2 separate regions of the Homo sapiens genome follow, and region 2 is linked to region 1. Evidence: read pairs that join two places in POLR2A ChIA-PET (ENCODE). Cell type or tissue: MCF 10A. All regions are shown on one strand. Each heading gives the region's core, and the rest is flanking DNA. Links, peaks and the distances in the headings are about the cores only. Region 1 has its middle 30 kb from the start of SEC63. Region 2 overlaps SCML4 (Scm polycomb group protein like 4).

Evidence for each region. Peaks named below come from ENCODE experiments on the same cell type or tissue, not always from the same donor. Only the 100,000 strongest peaks of a DNase experiment are listed, where the experiment ranks them.
Region 2: POLR2A ChIA-PET joins it to region 1 with 5 read pairs; 3 of 35 experiments call an interaction of 5 or more read pairs at or near these places.

What each region holds. Positions count from the first base shown.
Region 1 is chr6:107,985,682-107,991,065 of GRCh38, reverse strand. It overlaps the pseudogene MTHFD2P3. Among named protein-coding and RNA genes, the nearest start is that of SEC63, 30 kb to the right of the region's middle. RefSeq lists an enhancer at 1,970-2,676. In MCF 10A, for the core only: no CTCF peak of the experiment used is centred there; no DNase peak of the experiment used is centred there.
Region 2 is chr6:107,810,965-107,816,348 of GRCh38, reverse strand. The region is part of intron 1 of SCML4 (Scm polycomb group protein like 4); the gene reads left to right. Among named protein-coding and RNA genes, the nearest start is that of SCML4, 11 kb to the left of the region's middle. In MCF 10A, for the core only: no CTCF peak of the experiment used is centred there; a DNase peak (open chromatin) is centred at 2,608.

The DNA of each region.
Region 1 (5,384 bases), core at 154-5,153:
CAGAACAACCAAGGTCAGAATTGGGGTTGTTGACTGATTATTGGTTGGGATCTGGGACTTAATTGTCTAGTTCAAAGAGATCTACATCAGGCCATGTTGTTGGGGTGATCAGACCCAATACCAGGTTGTGGGGGCGACGAAGTGTGGCGGAGTCAAAGGAATGAGAAAAAGACAGAGAGAGAAAGTGGGACGGGGGGGCCATCGCGAGTGTGGAGGCTGCAAAGGCCCCTAGCTCTGGGAGCCCACGCTATTTATTGGTGATCAAACAAAGAAAGAGTTGGTGAGGATGTGGGGGTTGAAAGGAAACGGTGTATCAAGTGAATGAGAAACATATGGCTACTTGAGATAATGGGAGTGCTAGAAGCAAGGAGCCAGCAAGTCTAGCAGACATGCAAGCCCTACCTCAGCTTTGCTCCCAACACTCAGCTTTTCTCCCAGCACCATGTGAAGGTTATTAGGTGGGGTCCCTCTTTATAATTTGGTCTCCTTTATTTAATCACAGGACTCTTAAGTTCCTGACTTTCAAGTAGATTTTAATCTTTTGAAATTTGGTGTCTGATATATTCTTTAAGTTTTGCATGCAAGGCTGGTTGTACCTCACCCATTGTTCTGGGTCTTTCAATATCTTGGAAACTTACATTTGCTCCATCCATAGCTCATAATTAGGAAGGTCTACTAATGAAGTGGCCTTGTCATCTGGGGTGATACCCAAGGTTCGTTGTCTCACACCGAGGAAATCAAGGACATGGACAGATAAGGAGTGAGGTTAAGAGTGGAAGTTTAATAGATGAAAGAAAGAGAAGAGCTCTTTGCAGCAGAGAGGGGTCCCAGAGAAATGGGTTGCTAGATCTGCAGTGAAATGCAGGGCGTTTTATAGATGAGCTTGAGGAGGCAGTGTCTGACTTACATATGGTGCAAAAGATTGTTTGGACCAGGTAGTGTACCATTTGCATAGGTGTGAAAAACTGGTTAGGGCTAGGTGTGCCATTTGCATATAGCATGAAAAGATGGCCACCCCCACCCTAATCTTTTATTATGCAGATGGGTTATCTGCCTGGCCGATGCCACGATGTCCATTCCTGTACTGTACACATGGTAACAAAAAAGGGAAGATGGAGCCTCCATGTTGGATATGCCTGGCCCCCAGGTAACACCTTTCTATTGGCACAGCTGCCGGTGTTCCCCTGTGCAAACTTCCAGCTTGCTTATCTACATTTGCAGCTTGATTTTTCGGTCTGCTCTTTGTTAGAAAAAAATAATAATTCCTTGGGCTACTTTTTCTTAAAAGGGAACCCTTACTAAGGACTCTTTTGCCCTCACTATCTATCTGCATAAATAATTTATTTCTAGCTCCTGTATCACTAACGATCTTCTTCCTTGAGGAATTTGGGTAATGTGTTGCCTTGGAGCACAGAATTGGCTCCTCTTTTTCACTGGCAACTGCCAAGGACTCCCAGTGCTGACCAGCTCCCAGAGAGCCTTTGACCTGCTTCTATCTGAGCTGCCCCTGGACTGGTAGGGATTTTGCTTTTCTGGCTGAACACCTAATTCTTTAGGGATAATTTGACTCATTACTGTCTATATTTACTCTTTTCTTTTCTTTTTATTTTTTCTGAGACAGGGTCTCGCTCTGTTGCCCAGGCTGGAGTGCAGTGGTGTAATCACAGCTCACTGCAGCCTTAACCTCCCAGGCCTAAGCAATCTTCCCAACTCAGCCTCCCAGGTAGCTGGGACTACAGGCATGTGTCACCACACCCAGATAATTTTTAAAATTTTTGGTAGAAACAGGGTCTCACTATGTTGCCCAGGCTGGTCTCAAACTCCTGGACTCAAGCAATGCTCCCACCTCAGTTTCCCAAAGTGCTGGGATTACAGGTGTAAACCATAGGACCTGGCCATATTTACTGTTTTCTACTTACGTAGTTCAAAACAACAACAACAACAACTAATATCCATACTATAACTTTTACCAAAATCAATAAAAATGAAATCTATTTTATCATATTGTTGATGAAAAGAGTAAAACTCCGTAATATATTTGAAGAGATTTATTCCAAGCCAAATATGAGTGATCATGGTCCATGACACGGCCCTCAGGAGATCCTGAGAACATGTGCCCAAGGTGGTTGGTTTTATACATTTTTGAGCATTTACGTTGGTTCAGTTGGGTCCAGAAAGGTGGGACAACTCAAAACAGCTGGGTCAGGTGAGCTTCCAGGCCATAGATTTAAAAATTTGCTGATTGGCAATTGGTTAAAGAGTTTATCTAAGGACCTGGGATCAAAAGAAAGGAAATGCCTAGGTTAAGACAAGGGGTTGTAGAGACCAAGGTTCTTATTATGGAGATGAGGCTTCCAGGTAGCAGTATTCAGAGAGAAGAGATTGTAAATATTTGTTGATTCTCTCCTGGAAAAAGGGAAAGGGAATTCTCTACAGAAAGGGGATTTCCCCCGACAAGAGATGACTTTGCAGGGCAGTTTCAAGATACGGCAAGGAAATATATTTGGAGTGAAAATATTTTGATTTTCTTCCTTATTTGTTATGCGATGTTATGCCAGAGTCAAGTTGGAAAGTGAGCCACGTTATATAGGGTTAAATAAAGCCCCTCTGATGAGACTTTATGGTTTGTAGGATGTGACTCCTCAGGCCCCTTAGGTAGGAATTTGGGCAAGAAAAGAAAAAAGTCAAAGTTTAGTCCTCAATATTCACCCTTTTTATTTATTACAACTATCTGTTGCTATTTAAAAGAGTGTTTCTCCTTTGATTATGGTTATAAACTCATTGCTATCCAGGTTCAGCTAGTTCAAAATAACTGTCATATTATTACTTACTACTACTATTACTACTACTAAAGATATCTAAAATTGATATTGTTATTTTCTAATGCTCACATTATCACAGGCTGGCCAATGGGAGCCCTTTTGGTTGGCTTCCTTTCCTTTCAGTATTGCCTTTGACATCCTTGTGTCAGAGATATTTGAATCAGAGCAACTCCATCTTGAACAGGGGCTGGGTAGAATAAGGCTGAGGCCTACTGCGCCGCATTCCCAGACAGTTAGGCATTCTAAGTCATAAGATGAGATAGGAGGTCAGCACAAGATAAGATCAGAAAGATCTTACTGATAAAATAGGTTGCAATAAAGAAGCCCGCTAAAACCCACCAAAACCAAGATGGCAATGACAGTGACCTCTGGTTGTTCTTGCTGCTCATTATATGCTAATTATAATGCATTAGCATGTTTAAAGACAGTCCCACCAGCACGATGAAAGTTTACAAATGACATGGCAACGTCAGGAAGTTACCCTATGTGGTCTAAAAACGGGAGGCATGAATAATCCACCCCTTGTTTAGCATATCATCAAGAAATAACCATAAAAATGGGCAACCTGCAACCCTCAGGGCTGCTGTGCCTATGGAGTAGCCATTCTTTTATTCCTTAACTTTCTTAATAAACTTGCTTTCACTTGATTGTATGGACTCACCCCAAATACTTTCTTTCGCAAGATCCAAGAACCCTCTCTTGGAGTCTGGATCCAGACCCCTTTCCAGTAACATTTGTTTCCTGCAAATAATAGGATATACCAAACAGGTGTAGAGTTCTTTTATGGAAGACACCTTGGTTCTGTTTAATGGAGAATACTTTTAGAGAACAAAATCTGGGTGTTAGGAGTGCATAAAAATGTTGGTGGGAAGGTAAGAGGAGTGCCACAGGGGGGTCACTTTCAATGACAGAGCTGGGAAGATATTTCCTTTATATATGATGAGTTCACCTTAATTTTTTTACAATTTAATAATCTATGTCTATATTTTACTTTTCTTATTATTGGTGGTTTCATTGACCCAGGGCACCTATGTAAATCTGAGGGATGCTATTTACATTGTAGATTTGAATATTTATCATGAAAAATGTCTGGTAGGCCACGTGAAGTGGCTCACGCCTGTAATCCCAGCACTTTGGGAGGCTGAGGTGGGCGGATCACCTGAGGTCACGAGTTTGAGACCAGCCCAGCCAACATGGTGAAACCCTGTCTTTACTAAAAATACAAAATTAGTCGAGCATGATGGTGCATGCCTGTAATCCCAGCAACTCGGGAGGCTGAGGCAAGAGAATAAATTGAACCCCGGGGGTACAGGTTGCAGTGAGCTGAGATTGAGCCATTATACTCCAGCTTGGGCAACAAGAGCAAAACTCTGTCTCAAAAAAATAAAAAGTCTGGTAGATGGCAATAATGTTTCTTGTTCTTTTTTTCTTTTTCTTTTCTTTTTTTTTTTCTGAGACAGGGTCTTGCTCTGTTGTCCAGGCTGGAGTGCAGTGGCATGATCTCTGCTTACAGCAACCTCCGCCTCCTGGGTTCAAGTGATTCTCAGCTTCCCAAGTAGCTGGGGTTACGGGTATGCGCCACCATGCCCGGCTAATTTTTAATTTTTTTTTGGTAGAGACGAGGTTTTGCCATGTTGGCCAGGCTGGTCTCGAACTCCTGACCTCAGGTGATCCACCCACCTTGGCCTCCCAAAGTGCTGGGATTACAGGTGTGAGCTACTGTGCCTAGCCAACGTTTCTTGTTTTAATAAAATCAGATGTTTATGACAGTTTTCCAATAGATACAAAAAGATGTCTTAAGGAGGGGACACTTCTTTCTTTCTTTTTAAATTGAAAAGGGGTCTCATTAAGTTTCCCAGGCCGGTCTTGAACTCCGGAGCTCAAGTGATTCTCCTGCCTCAGCATCTCCAAGTCCTGGGATTATAGGCATGAGCCACTGTGCCTGGCCCGAGGGACACTTTTTTCTAATTTGCCCATAGACAGTCCTACATCGGCCACCATGACTTTCTACTGCACTGACAGGAAATAGAAATGGAAAGTAGAGAACTGAAAAGAATAATGGCTAATTAGTCCTTACATGGTAACTCTTAAACAACATATGTCTGAAGAATTTTTGGCAAGTGCTGAATTCTACTGAGTTCATAACTGAATTTTCTGGTGATTGCTGTTGATTAAAGTGTGACCTGGCCCGTCGTGGTCACCGGCGCGGGCTATGGCTGCGACTTCCCTCATGTCCGTGTTGGCTGCCTGGCTGCTGCAGCCTGCACATAGCTGCTCCCTTCCACCTCGCGGCAGTTCAAAATGAAGCTGTTGTCATTTCTGGAAGGAAACTAGCCCAGCAGATCAAGCAGAAAGTGCGGCAGGAGGTGGAAGAGTGGGTGGCCTCAGGCAACAAACCTGAGCATGATCCTGGTTGGCGAGAATCCTGCAAGTCCAAAACTCTTTAAGAACACGACAAAACCTTCCAGTGTGGATATCCTGGGAGGTCACTCTCCCCAGGCGCTGTCCACGTGGCATGGGGGAGCACAGGACTCTGCTCATAATATACAGGAGAGTCACAAA
Region 2 (5,384 bases), core at 333-5,332, 170 kb after region 1:
GTATGTGGAAAAGGGCTTTGTAAACCATAAATGCTGTATGGATGATAATACACATTTGCATCAATTGAGCATTATGTGCTCAGGGATGTGGAGGGAAGCATGAAACATGGTTTATCTTACTTATCGTGTTTGATCCACACAGGAAGTCAATACAGGAGGGGCTACTTTTACTGCCAACATACAAATGGGGAAACTGAGGCTTATATTATACATAACTAACTTATTGAGGGCCACATGGCCCTAGGAGTCTGTGAGTCTTTCCTCCTTTGGTTTGAGCAGTGGCCGGGGCGTCCGTGTCTTTTCACCTGTGAGGGCTGAAGAGAAAGAGCTCTTTCATGCTGTAGCGCCAGCCTCTCCTGCTCTGCCTGGCAGGGCTGCTGCAGGTCCGGCAGGTTCCAGAAAGGAAATGATTCCCTGGTGTTTCCACTTCGAAAGGCATTTTTGATCCATAGAAAATTTCTTTTAAAGCAGTAAGCTTTTAGGCCTGTCAGACCCAACCCCCATTTTTATTGCAAATATATTCAAGCACCTGGTTTACAATTCTGAGGTGAAATTCCTGGATAATATGACTCACTCACACCCATAATTTTTAAGAAAAATTAATATAATGTCATAACTGAAATATAAAGAAGAATGAGACAAAGTATTTGCTGATTACTTCCAACGCAGGCACCCGCCTCTGGGCAACAGAAAGAAGTGATCAGGGGCTGACACCTGCCCCAAGAAGCTCAGGTTGGGCCACCCCTCCAATGCAGTTGAAGTCAGAGGAGTGGGATTGGTGACTCAGATAACATGAGCTGCTGCGGGTGGTGTGATTTTCCAAAATGATACACAACTCTTGGAATTCTGAAGAAAATAAACAGTCTTCCTTTGATTTATGCACTAATGGCATTCCTGGAAAATAAAGTGTAAAGTGTCTATTACAGCTGAGCAGAAATACATATTGCTTTTTTGTAAAATAAGTTAGTCCCAGGTTCAGAAAAGCCGGGTATTTCTATATGGCAAGACAATGCTTTCATTGTGTGGGACTGCTCCATCCACTGAGGGACACCCAGCATCCCTGGTCTCTGCCCTCTAAGTGGCAGGAATGCCCACTCTGCCCCCAGCATTGTATCAGATACAACCATCACTGACACATTTCCAAAATGCCCCTCTGCAGAAGCTGTTACCATCACTGTTGAGCACCTGTGGATCAGAGCTGCCAGTCATTTTACCTTCTCCTGCCTCCCCGAACACTCTGATTAATTAAGGCTTAGAAAAAAGATGGTTCTGTTTTGCCAGTTTCCTACATGATCACTATGCAGAGCCCTCTCAAAGATCATGGTAGGAACTTTGGGGTGCCCTTAACATTCTAGGAAGATGCTTGCTAGTGAATTTCTTCTGAAAACTGTAGTTTTAAGCTAAATGAGAAGACCCTTTCTATCATGTGTCAGTCTCCTTCAGATTATGCATAGGTTTTTATCACATATATGGTATTTTAGAAAGCACCTTTGTACGGCCTGGCACGGTGGCTCACGCTCGTAATCCCAGCACTTTGGGAGGCCGAAGGCGGTGGATCACTTGAGGCCAAGAGCTCGAGACCAGCCTGGCCAATGTGGCGAAACCCCGTCTCTACTAAAAATACAAAAATTAGCCGAGTGTGGTGGCACACACCTGTAATCCCAGCTACTTGGGAGGCTGAGGCATGAGAATCTCTTGAACCTGGGAGGTGAAGGTTGCAGTGGGCCAAGATTGTGCCACTGCACTCCAGCCTGGGTGACAGAGTAAGATCCTGTCTTAAAAACAAACAAACAAACAAAAAAACATGTTTGTAAAATCCTCACTCTTCTGTAGGTTGGCTTAAAATGATTAACACTACTGAGGGACTGTGATGTTGCAGACATTGTGGGTATCCACACAGCAGCCCAGAAACATCACCATTCCATGTCACAGGCCAAAAGGCAGAGATTCAGTGAGCTTAAACAACTGTACCAAGATCACCTGTTAAGTGGTATAACTGGGTCTCAAATTCAGGTGTGTCTGACTCTAAAACTCACACCTTTTTTCCAGTCTGACCTGCCACTTGAATTAAGTGGCTCCACGGTTAACTTTTTTATCCATGATGTTGAAACCCCATTCTGAGGACTTTCTCCTTGTTCAATACGTAAGAACGAGGTAAGGGAATAAAGATGGCTACAAATTCTTTGACATTCCTTCCATGGAGATGTGGGGTCTAACTCCCCTCTCCTTGACTGGCATGTGTTGCTTGGCTCTTAGGATTGGTGGAAGTGACCTTCCAGGATGGATATATGGAGCCTTGCAGCTCTACTGGGTCTTTGGATGCTAGCTCTTGGAACCCTGAGTCACCACGGGACTGCCCTGGGCACCACTGCCCTGAGGCTGCCATGCAGTGAGAAGCCAAAGGCACATGGAGAGGCTCCGTAGGAAGAGACACAGAGAGAAAGAGGCAGGAGACATGGAGAGATCAGACACATGGGTGAAGAACCCATCCTGGATGTGGACCACCAAGTCCCAGCCACCCTAGCTGCTGCCACACTGACCACAGACAAACTGCCCAGGCAAGCCTCTCTGAATTCCTGACTCACAAAATGGTGAGCTATGAGAAGCTACCAAGTTTGAACTTGTTTTTAAAGCAGCGACTGATAACCGCAGCATGTAGTCATGGCATTCTTTCTGTTGTATTGTGCCTTATTTTTGATGCCTAAGGAAGAACGATCTTCCTCCCGAAAAAGTAGCCAAAGATTCGCTATAAAATATAGTTGACCTCCATTTGGTAGAGATTGAAATGAGAGAGAGAAGTTTTGTTCCATGACCATTCTGTAAACCATTCCCCACCTCCAGCTTCAAAATGTATCCAGTCACACCATCTGAAGCGTGTTTTCAGCGGACACTGTTATTTTAATATGTATTTAATTTTACAGTTTTATATATATATATATATATATATATATATATATATATATATATATATATATATAATTTTTTTGAGATGGCGTCTCACTCTGTCACCCAGGCTGGAGTGTAGTAGCACGATCTCAGCTCACTGCAGCCTCTGCCTCCCAGGCTCAAGCCATCCTCCCACCTCAGCTTCCCAAGTAACTGGAATTACAGATGCCCACCACCACCCTGAGCTAATTTTTTGTATTTTTGGTAGAGACGGGGTTTCATCATGTTGCCAGGCTGGTCTCGAACTCCTGAACTCAAGCCATCCTCCTGCCTCCACCTTCCAAAGTGCTGGGACTATAAGCATGAGCCACCATGCCCAGCCTATATTTATATTTTTAACAATAAACATGATTTGAATTTATAAATGTGACATAAAGTTTCATTAAAATGTATTTATTTAAATAGACCATTTAAAGATTTAGTAAATATTAGGAATGCAGGAGGTGTACTAGTTAGGGTTCTCCAGAGAAACAGAACCAATAGGGTATGTGTGTGTGTGTGTGTGTGTGTGTGTGTGTGTGTATGTGTCTGTGTGTAAAGAGCTCTACTATAAGGAGTTGGTCAAATGATTATGGAGGCCGAGAAGTCCCGAGATCTGTGATTGGAAGCTGGAGATGCAGGGGAGTCTATGGTATAATTCAGTTCAAAAGCCAGCAGACATGAGACCCAAGAAGAGCTCATGTTTTAGTTTGAGTCTAAAGGCAGAAAAGAAAATGTCCCTGCTGGAAGGGAGTCAGGCAGGGGGAGGTCCCTCTTACCCCACGGAGGGTCAGCCTTTTTGTTCTTTTCAGGCCTTCGATGGATTGGGTGAAGTCCCCCCACGTGTGGGTTGCCATCTGCTTTACTCAGTCCACCAGTTCAAATATTAATCTCTTCCAAAAACACCCTCACAGAAACACTTAGAATAATGTTTAACCAAATAACTGGGCACCCACGGCCCAATCTAGTTGAAACATAAAATTAAACATCAGAGGAGGTATCGGACATGGCAAATATCACAAAGGTGGCACCCCAGGTCTGAAGCTTGGTAAGCACTGCTTTGAGCTAGGGCTCTCTGGTATGGAGGGTTTGGAGCTGAAACCCTGGTGGTATTGTTCAGTTCATCTGTGGGGACTGTGATCCTCTGACTGTCTTCCATAATGTCTCCTGGGAAGGTTATCTTTCATTTTCAGAGCACCTTTTAGAGACTGTCCCTGGTGGTGACTAATTCTGGGAATGTTTGAGCCGGGCTTCAGAATTCCAGCTGCCCTCATGGGAGAGGGAGTTTCCCGGCAATCCACCACTGGTGACTGTGTTTATTGTCAGTGCCTCGGCTGCCCATAGATCTGCAGTTAAGCCTCCCTGCTGGCTCCCACACAGGATCACATGTCACACCAACTTGGTCCTCTAGTGAGAGAACGTCTGCCCTGGAAGTCAAGGTTGTTGGAAACCCTCTCACTATTTAGTGTTAAGTCTGGCTCAGTGGTGACACAGATGAAACTGCTCAACAGTTCAGATGGGATGGTTAAAATATGACATCATAGACGCCACGACTGGTCCATGTCTCACAGCCATAAAGGAAGCTGGACGTTTTCATGTCCCCCTCTGGGTTCTGCTTGTTTAGATGATGCTGTTTGGCACCATCAATTTCACTTCCCCACTGCGCACTCTGTGAATTTGTGCCCAGACTGCCCCCAGGAGCAGAAGAAAAAGTCTTTAGGTCAGCAGTTTTATCTCTTTGGCCTCTTTGACTGGAAATGTCATTGCAGAACAGAAAATCATTGAGGGGAACTTCAGGGGGATTGAAGAAGACACATTTTTTCCCATTTAGGCTGATGCCTTTTGATGGGGGCATTTGGGGCAGCCCTCAGCTTACACAAAGTGCTGCAAATCAGTATACCTGTTATTGCTCTCACTCTGTCTTCAGCTGTCTGAGACAGGGATGGAAGCACCCACTGCTTATAAATACAAGATGTGGTAGGGCTGGAGAGAGGAGTAGGGGTAGGCTGATTCAGAAAGTAATATAAAATACACCAGGAACCACAAAATGCAATCAAGAAAACAGGCAAGTTCACAAAAACAAGTTGTATTTATTTTGCCTGTATATTAATAGGATGGAAACAGTGGTGATCTGGCTCCTGTGTAAGAGAAGAAAATGTTTTTATAGTGCTGTATCAGTTTGCTAGGGCTGCCATAACAAAATCCTGCAGACTGGGTGGCTTACACAGAAGAAATTTATTTTCTAACAGTTCTGAAAGCTAGAAGTCTAAGATCAAGGTGCCAGTGGCTCTTGTTTCTCTGAGCCCTCTCTCCTTGCCTTGCACGTGGCTGCCTTCTCACTGTCCTTATGTGGCCTTTCCTTGTTATGCTTCCACTCCTGATGTCTCTTACTTATAAAGACACCAGCCCTATTGGATTAGGGCCCCATCCTTATTATAATACCTCATTTAGGCTTAAGT